3 separate regions of the Homo sapiens genome follow, and regions 1 and 3 are each linked to region 2. A link is a contact called in ENCODE Hi-C data. All regions are on one chromosome and are shown on one strand. Each heading gives the region's core, a stretch centred on a gene start or an enhancer-like site at or near the end of the contact. The rest is flanking DNA. Distances are from core to core; before and after follow the strand shown. Region 1 holds the start of DHX57 (DExH-box helicase 57). Region 2 holds the start of THUMPD2 (THUMP domain 2 tRNA and snRNA guanosine methyltransferase). Region 3 holds the start of SLC8A1 (solute carrier family 8 member A1).

Region 1 (3,003 bases), core at 310-2,809, 900 kb after region 2:
AGTTATGTTTGCTTATTTTTTCCCCATAATTTCTAAGATTTGGTTGTGGATAAAGGGTGAAGTATGGTGGTATACAGAAATTGCCATGTGTGCTCATTAATTAGTTATTTACATGTCTGCAAGATGTGAAATTCCAAGAGAGCAGGGACACAGAGCTACTTTCTTTCTTTTTTATTTTTTAATTTAATTTAATTTAATTTAATTTATTTATTTATTTATTTATTTTTGAGACGGAGTCTCGCTCTGTCGCCCAGGCTGGAGTGCAGTGGCTTGATCTCGTCTCACTGCAACCTCCGCCTCCCGGGTTCACGCCATTCTCCTGCCTCAGCCTCCCAAGTAGCTGGAACTACAGGCGTCAGAGCTACTTTCTAAGTGTTTAACTAATGATAACTAACTAGATTACCAGATCTGCTTGTAGTTTCCCACAGATGCCATGCCGTACTCTGGGTGGAACACCCTTCTCTTCTTTACCTGGTTAACTGCTATTCATCCTCAAGAGTTGGCAAAATAGAGTGTAGTAGTTAGGGGTTCATGCTCTGGCATCGGACTACCTACCTTTGCATCCAGACTCCACCATTTTCTCTGACCTTGGACAAATAATTATCTTATGCCTCAGTTTCCTCATCCTTAGATGGGGCAAATCAAGTAAATGAGCTAATCTAGTTAAAGCACTTAGCCCAGTGTCTAAACTCTGTAAATATTAGCTATTGTATTCTTGTAGCCCCAGCTCAGGTATGAGCTCTCCCACAAAGCCTTTCTTCTCATTACTTGTCAACCTCAGACTCCTTCAGGAACCCCCACGGCACTCTGGGCCTATTCCTACTGTAGTACTTAAGGTTCTATTAAAACCATGCTTTTGTATCGGGATCCCCTATCCCACCCAGTTCCTCCAGGACACGGATGGCAGATTAGTCAAATCTCTTCTCACCCCACTGTCCGACTCCGTGTTTAGTACTAATAGTAACAGAACGTCTAGTGAATGAAGGGCACTTCGGAAGGAATCGTTAAGTGCCTATGAAGCAGAGCATTAAACGTAATCATATCAGAAACTGGACTGTTTTCAATTGCCGCTAAAATGTTCTACATTCGAAACTTGGGAACGTCAGAGCTAGAGGGAACCTCACAGAGACCACCCGGCACCATAGCGGAAACTGAGGCCCAGGGAGGTTGGCACGCGCCTCGGGTGTCTCAACAGCGAATTAACAACAGAATCAGAGCTAGATTCCCAGACCAGGGGTTCCCCCGTGCCCCTCGGCTAGACGGTCAGGAAATATATCACACCCCCACAGGAGTTACCGGGAGCCAAGCAGGTTCTGACTCCACGCTAGTTCGACTTAAAGGAGCTCTTCTCTGCCCGGGTCGTTAGGAGGAGGGACACTCACTTGGCCGAGAGGTGTTAGAGAGATCTTCCAAACTCTGCGACTCCCCCTGGGCGGCCAGCTCTGCGGCCGGGAGAGAACTAGGCGCTAGGACAGCTCCAGGTGCGACTTGGTTGCTGGGGCGACCGGGCACCTCTCACCCGGAAGCGAATACGCGAGGGGCTGTAGCTGAGCCAATCAGAAGGCGCCGGGACTGTGCCGCTGCAGCTGGGCCACCGCAGGGCTGCTCCAAGTGAGAATCGTGAGGGTGGCCAAGTCCAGTTTGGACCTCTGACCCTTGGGCAGCACCTCCCGACAGCCGGCTCGGGACCCAACTCTGCGAGCCAGGTACGTCTTCCACTTCTGCGGACAAGTGATGCGCGTTGTGCGCACGGTGTGCGCGTCACCCTGTTTGTCAGTGTGTCTGCCGCCTCCTGCTCCAGGAGTGGTCGGGATCTGACGAGCATCGCGGCCCAGTGTGTTTCATCCAGTCTGCCTGGGGCCGGTGAATCTGGACCAGCAGGATCCCAGGCCCTGATACCGAACCAAGGCGGGCTCTGCCGCTGAGGTTGTCCACGCTCAAACTGCAGGTTGGGGCCGGGGGGGGCGGGGCGTGAAATTCAGTCTTGGAGCAGGCTAAGGGGTTGATTGAAGGGATCAGGCTCCGTTCTCTGACTCCGTCTGTGTGGCTTTTTTGGGGAGAAGGGTGGGGACGATGTGAGTTCGAAAAAGGATACGAGATCTGGATATCTGGATGGAGCTGGATATATTGTGATCAGTCAGAGATCTGCCTGGGAGGAGAGTAGTGTGTAGTCACTTTTCAGTGCCTTGGCTATCAAACAAAGAATACTCTTACAGCCAAACTTAGGTCCCTGTATCCATGGTGAAGAAAGATAGTTGGAGTCTTCCCGGGCTAGATGGAATAGATAGTGGAATCTAACCACGTGGATTATACAACCTAATTCCTATTCCCTTGAAAACTCTGGGAGAGTGGTATTGGACACCATTACAGTCAGTAAATCTTCGTTTAAAATGTTAAGCGCATATCTCAGATCTAGTTGTAAAAGTAACATTTTCTGGGTTGGTGTGAGACAACTTGTTTTGATTCAGCGTAAGTATCCTCTTGCTTTTTCCTAATGTTTCTCAGTACACAAATTTACCTGGGCTGCATGGTTTTTGAGATGAAGTTCTAATCTAACTGATTTGTTATTTCATTTCCCTAAATTTTAGAAATAATAGGTAATTATTGGTGCACAACCTTACAGAATTCAGTTTGACCTGTTATTTTTCTTGCCTGTTAAGATTTTAATGACTCTACATTTTTGTGAGTAAAGTTGACGTTTGAACAACATGGGTATGAACTACCCGGCTCCACTTACAGGTGGATTTTTCCCAACCCAACACAGATTGAAAATACAGTATTTCAGGTCGGGCGCGGTGGCTCACGCCTGTAATCCCAGCACTGTGGGAGGCCGAGGCGGGCGGATCACGAGGTCAGGAGATCGAGACCATCCTGGCTAACACGGTGAAACCCTGTCTCTACTAAAAATACAAAAAATTAGCCGGGCATGGTGGCGGGTGCCTGTAGTCCCAGCTACTCAGGAGGCTGAGGCAGGAGAATGGCGTGAACCCGGGAGGTGGAGGT
Region 2 (2,964 bases), core at 77-2,576:
TAGTGTGTGAGGGCTGGGTGCCTGTAATCCCAGCACTTTGGGAGGCCGAGGCAGGCGGATCGCTTGATCTCAGGAGTTCGAGACCAGCCTGGCCAACATGGTGAAACCCCTTCTCTACAAAAAATACAAAAATTAGCCCGGTGTGGTGGGGCTTGCCTGTGGTCCCAGCTACTGGACAGGCTGAGGTGGGAGGATTACTGGAGCTCAGGAGGTGGAGGCTGCAGTGAGCCAAGATCACGTCACTGCGCTCCAGCCTGGGCGACAGAGGGAGACCCTGTCGCAAAAAATAAAAAATAAAAAGCAGCATCAGAAGAGTCTTAGGACTGAACCTTGGAAAAGCTCATGTTATGTGACTCCATGAAGAATTTTTACTGTACGGCCCAGTAGAGCATGAGCTGGGTGGGGGCGGGGGTGTGTGTGGGAGTGTCGGGGGAGGTGAGGGAGTATCAGTTCTTCACCTTAACATCCCATTCTGAAGCACAGGACAGCCCCTTGTCAGAGACACACATGCATTTATCATTTCTGTATAACTGACTCAATATACAGCTACAGAGCTAATTTCACGCTGTTTATCTTGTAACATGGATTCTGTCTATGCTTCCCAAGTAATATTTTCATTTCCATTTTAAAATTCAGAGTTTAGAAAAATGCCTTCAAATACCGTTAGGAGAACCATTCAAATCAGGTGCCCAAAACTAGATGGCACATTGATTCATCTATGGCTGGATGGTTAACTAAGTAGTGCAAGAAATATGAGCTGTTTCAGAACGCAGACGTTTGTTAGAGAACAGGAACTTCTGCTCTCCGTCCTGGAGATTCCAACGTTTGGCCCGATTCTTTGTGAAAACAGACCAGGGCTCCTTCTATGAGAAGAGTAGAGGAGAGGAATGAAGGACAGGAAGAGGACGGAGTTGGGAGGAATGGAGGAAAAGGCATTATGTTAGATAGGGAGAAATCTAGGCTCCAGCCTCAGCTGTGCTGCTAACTCGCTGTCTCTTGACCTCTCTGGGCATTAATTTCCTCAATCTACAAAATAAGGCAACTGGACTGAATTATCAATTCTAACCCTTCCACCTGTGATTCTAACCCATTCTGGTGCCTAATCAAGGAGGGGACAGATGGTCAACCAGGAAGACCCATAGGGGCCACAGAGGGCTGATGCGACCCTCCCAGGCTCTCCGTCTCTCTCACCCTCTCCTTCCCCCTCCCTCTCCCCCTCCCCCTCTCCCTCTCCCTCTCCCTCTCCCCTTTGGCATCACACGCCCCTGCGCGCCGCCTCCAGGAGCGAGCCGCTCGCGCCCGAGGCCACGTGACCCGAAGGCGCGAGGGCGCGCCTGAGCCGCCATGTCGGAGGCGCGTGGAGAGCCAGGGTCCGGGCCTGAGGCTGGCGCCCGATTCTTCTGCACTGCGGGTCGCGGCCTGGAGCCGTTCGTAATGCGAGAGGTGCGGGCGCGGCTGGCGGCCACGCAGGTGAGTTGGCCTCGCTGCGCGCCTGGGGAGGTGGGCGGCCCTGTCCCTGCCCTGTTGCCCACCCCAGTCGTGGACGCGGGAAAGCGTCGCTGGCGCCCCTCTCTGTTCCACGCGACGGTCGCCGACCCCCGAGGTTGACTGGCAGGCGCTTCCGCTCCGGCCGAGAGAAGCCACCATTCCTTTCTTTCCTTGTATAGCAAATCCAGTTCCTCACTTCTCAGGGCTCAAGTTTTTAAGAGAGGTGTTGAGGCAAGTTATTTCCTGGATTCTTTAAAGTAGTAAGTAGTGCCTGTAATTAGAATCTGGCCTGTCAGAGTTAGAACCCTTCGCTCTTTAAATGCAAACATAATCTCCAAGTTCAGTTACCTGACTTTTTGTTAGTTTCTTGACAGTGATTGTATTTGACTACATAGGATTGTTGTGAGAATTAAATTATATAGCGTATGCAAAGTACACTTTAAACACGCAGTAAATAGCAGCCAGAAAAATAATATACTCTTGCAGGCCTCATAGTTATCTGTTATTGATTTCTGTGAAATGAACAAGGTTTTAAGCATCGGTTTAGGTTTTAGAATGTTGAAAACTGGTTTCTTGAAAGTAGGGGATGAAGGTATAATAGAAAAGGTATCTTGATGGGGTGTATGGGACACTGTGAGTGATGTACTCTTGGAAAAGGAGAGCTTCCTAAATGAAATTAACCCCTCCACCCTGGCAGCTCCTACAGTGTGGGAAGCCCACAAAAGGAGTTTCTGCAGTGAAAGGTTGGAGTCGTGAAGAATTATGTCAGTTTTGTTAGACTACCTGCCACTTGTGTTTTGGGTCACAGAATTTAATAGAGTATTGAATGTAGCTAATCTTAAAAAGCATCAATATATAATAACTACTGACATTTATTGAACATTTAATATGTGTCAGGCACATGTTCTTAGATCTTTACCCTATATTTATTTGCGTACTTTTCACAACAGCCCTATAAGGTAGGTGTTCCACATTTAACAGATGAGAAAAATGAAGCACAGGTAAGTCCGAGAATTTATTCAAGTCATGCAACTAGAAAATCGCAAAGATGGGATTCAAACCCGAGCTGGGAAATCAAGAATGAGTATATAATCATGTTCAAACCAGGCCCACTATATGACCATGACATAGGGGTGCGCTGGCTTGTTTTTTTAAATGCTAACTTAGAGTGCTTGGTATGAAAGAGAGAGAGAGCTTGGCCCAATTAATATGTAGGATTATTAGAAAAAGGAAAGACTCTCTGCTTGTTCTCCATCTTCTCTAAAGACAAATGAAATGGGGAAAACTTTATTACCAGGAAGAAAATTCAATTAAATACAGGGAAAACTTTTTGACAGTGGGAGTAATTAAATGCCAGTAGATTTGGGAATTTCCATATTCTGCTCTTGTATGTTTGAAAGATAGATAGGTCTGGAAATGGGATCTGAACAAATAATCTCTGAAATTCCACCCAAGTTGCTCTGATACAAAGTGAAC
Region 3 (3,345 bases), core at 460-2,959, 670 kb before region 2:
CCTACCCCAGGCCTGCTCCAGGTCTATTGAAAAAGAATCTGCAATCCCCATGTGATTCATACTCACATTCATGTTTGAGGAGTATTGGCCTAGAGCAGTGGTTCTCAACCTTCATTGCACATAGGAATCAACCAGGCATCTTAAAAACAAATTAAGGCTGTCTGGGGCCCACCTGCAGAGAGTCAAAGTTAATCAGTTTGGGGGTGTGGCCTAAGCACTGGGATTTTTAAAAACGGCCCAGGAGATTCTGAGGTGCAAGGAGGGTTGAGAGCCACTGGCACAGGGGCAGAAGAGGCTATTTCTTCCATTCCGCCCCCTCTTTGTTGCGGAGGCAAACTGAGGTTCCTGGAGTCAGAATCTATCAGTCGTGGTGACTGCCCTGGTTGCACTGTAAGTATGGGGGGACGTCTCCACGAAAAAAAACTAACTTTCTGCCTTGTGCTCTGCAGGTCCCTCCTTCTCCCACCTTCCCCAAGTAGCTGCTCCTGACCCCCCCACACACCTTGGCAAACGACACCAGTGGCCGATAGCAACTGGTGTTTTAAAAATACTAATTTGGAGCCCCATTTGAGACCTACAACGGGAGAGTCTGCATCAGATTCGGCCTCAGATTCTACAGCATCTGACTACATTCCCAGGTGTGTGTGATGCGCAGCCAGGTTTGGAAGCTAGTGAACTCCACAGTAGGTCTAGCCTTTCACCACGTGAAGTCATTAAGGGTTTGTAAGAATGAATGAGCTGTCAAGAGAGGAAAGGCCTGGTGCAGTGTTCCTTTATTAATTATGAGGAAAGTGATTTATTGGCAATGATAATGCTTCTCTTGGAAAGGGCAAAGAATGGTTCGTCGATTGCTGCATTAGGTTTTTTCCCACTCAACCTTAATGCTCGGCTTTTACTCCTCACTGTAGTTTAAAACCAGCACGCCTTTCACACGAAACAGACTCTGGGTCTTTATTCCCAGGTGAAACGCATCTTTGAGGGAAATACCAACACAGAGACTCTGTCCCAGTTCTTGGCCGGGGGACACCCTCCCCCGAATATCTCTGTTTGCTTGTGTCAGCATCTAGTAGCCAACGTATAGTTGTGCATATCTGATACGTAGAAAAACACAGGGTGAGGATTAAAAAAAAAATCATTGATATATGCCCAGATCCTTTTGCTAAAAGAAAGCTTCCTTTAGCAGAAGGGCAGGAAGTGAGGGAAGAAAGATAGTTGGATTAACAAAGTCAGAGGTGAGAAACGGGTAGGCGAATTGGGGGTCAGGGTTCTGTCTGCGGAAGAGAAGAAGAGGGTTCAAAAGAAAAGTTGCAGCGCCTGTGTGCGCGTGTCATCGATGGGCTGGGTGCGAGAGACAGCGCTAGCGCGCGGCCACAACGCACTGCGGGGCCGAGAGCCGGCAGGAAATCGAAAAAGCTGCTCGCCGGCAGAGGCTGGGAGGCTGGAAGGGCTCCCCACCCGCTCGGTGCTCCAGAAACGCGCCGGCTTTGCCCCGACGCGATCGCCTGGGGAGCCCAAGGGGCGCGCAGGGGGCCCCGGGGCGCCCGGCAGCCGCGGGGCCGAGCGCGCGTGTGAGCGAGTGCGAGGCTGCGGGCGGCGGGCGGGCGAGTGTGCGCGGGAGGGAGGGGGAGCGCGCGCGCGCCCGGGCCCCGGCCCTCCCAGCCTCCCGGCCTCCGCGCCTGCCTCCCGCCCGCGCGCACCGCTGCCCGCTGCCGCGGCTCCCGCTCGCGCCGGCGCTGCACGGTAGTCAGCCCGCCGCCGCCGCCTGCTTTGTGCTTCCCACAGAAGATGGGAGCGACCTCTTCCTGATCGGGAGCTGTTTAAAAGGAGGGAGTGCGCCGTATTTTCTACTAGCGTGGAGGAACGGAGGAAGAATCCATTCACACTCCCCAAACCAGGTAGGATCTTATGATGGACAGGCAGAAGGCATTTAGTCAGAGACCAAGAACTATTTTCCATTTGCTGCTCATAAGGCTACACTTCCCTCTGCTTTGGCAAACGAGCGGCTTCTAAATTTGTGTGTGTGTGTGTGTGTGTGTGTGTGTGTGTGTGTGTGTGTGTGTGATGTGGTGTGTGCGCGCCTGCACATTTTTCTGGGTGTCCGCGCTTCCCAGAGTGAAATTGCTCGGGCTGGTGCGTCTGGGCGTGAGGGTGCCTGCCTGCCTGCCAGTGCAGGCTGCCGGAGGAAGAAAGGGCTGCTAAGGAGAGATGCTGCACCCTGCACCGCGCTGGGCTCTGAGGATTCAGGGCGCGAAGAGCTAAGTCCACCCCGAATGCAGAGCTGCTGGGGATCCAGGCGTCCCCACCCACTGGACTCTTCTCCGCGGACATCCCTCCTTCCGGTAATCCCTGGGGTCTTTCCCCAAGGCCACATTTCCGAGCCCCCTGTTTTCCAGCGGGCGTTGGGTGCTCATTCACCACGGACTGCGGAGAGGAGGGAGGTGTGGCGGGGCAGAGACAGACGAGGAAGAAATGTAGGGGGTAGCAGGGAGTGGGCTGCGGGGTCCACGTCTCTGGGCACTGTGCCGTGGTGTGCTTTGGGGATTCTGCACACACAGGCATCTTTCCCCAAGAGATTGGAAGGGAACTTTGCAGCTGCATTCTCTGCCTCTGGAGCTTTGCTGGCTCTTGGGGGAAATGGTCTGTGTTCTGAGATGTGAAGATATCCTTTTTGGCTCCTCCTTAATGAAGAAGAGGGCGGTCTTATAGCTGGACAGCCGGCCAAAGAAACCAAATCCGCCCAGGCGATGCTCTTGAAAATACAGTACGTGTGCATCCTTGATTCTTTAAATCCACCCCCTGCATCACCCCCGCCTCTTCTCTATCCCCCCCACCACCCCGTGGATTCTGTTGCTGTTTGATGAATGGCTTGGGCTGGCAATTTGTATTTCCCTCTCCAAAGTGGTAGTGGTTGAGTTGAGAACAGGGGTGATGAAATTTAACAAAGCATTTTTAGAAGAGAGCAATGTGCATGTTGTACGCAGTCATTGGAAAGTCATGCTTTGCGCTAGGTATCCTTTTGAAGCCCCCGAACCTGGCTCTCCTGAAGCCGCTCTCTCTCTCTCCTGCTAGTCAGCTACTAGTGGTTGTGAATATAACAATACAAACTTTGTCCTGCTGGAGGTGTAAAGACTAAAAAGAGAAAAAAAGGATATCAGTGGGAGGTGTAGTGGAAGAAGCTTTTTAAAAAATGACAGATGTGGTGAAGACAGTACAAGCGTCCTGATCATGGAGGAGCCTCTAGCTGAGTAGGTGGAGATTTCTGATCAGATCTGGTTAAAGGCATTGCTGGAGTATCTCCAGATATGAGCAGTTGAACATGCACAATCTGAGACTTGTGCGAAGATT

What was found. Hi-C counts contacts between places; a loop is a spot of excess contacts on that map. Pooled maps may share reads with other maps.
Region 1: a loop to region 2 is called in a pooled map, with 6 times the contacts of the local background. The contact joins the promoter of DHX57 here to the promoter of THUMPD2 in region 2. A Hi-C loop is called at or near these places in 4 of 50 pooled maps.
Region 3: a pooled map shows a loop between it and region 2 (4-fold over the local background). The contact joins the promoter of SLC8A1 here to the promoter of THUMPD2 in region 2. A Hi-C loop is called at or near these places in 6 of 50 pooled maps.

What each region holds. Positions count from the first base shown.
Region 1 is chr2:38,874,490-38,877,492 of GRCh38, reverse strand. It overlaps DHX57 (DExH-box helicase 57), which reads left to right and starts at 1,559. Exons shown (of 24, transcript NM_198963.3): 1 at 1,559-1,706. It overlaps MORN2 (MORN repeat containing 2), which reads right to left and starts at 1,517. Exons shown (of 5, transcript NM_001145450.3): 1 at 1,383-1,517. The coding sequence starts at 1,440. RefSeq lists an enhancer at 1,366-2,350.
Region 2 is chr2:39,777,620-39,780,583 of GRCh38, reverse strand. It overlaps THUMPD2 (THUMP domain 2 tRNA and snRNA guanosine methyltransferase), which reads left to right and starts at 1,326. Exons shown (of 10, transcript NM_025264.5): 1 at 1,326-1,470. The coding sequence starts at 1,345.
Region 3 is chr2:40,450,454-40,453,798 of GRCh38, reverse strand. SLC8A1 (solute carrier family 8 member A1) reads left to right here and starts at 1,709. Exons shown (of 11, transcript NM_021097.5): 1 at 1,709-1,895.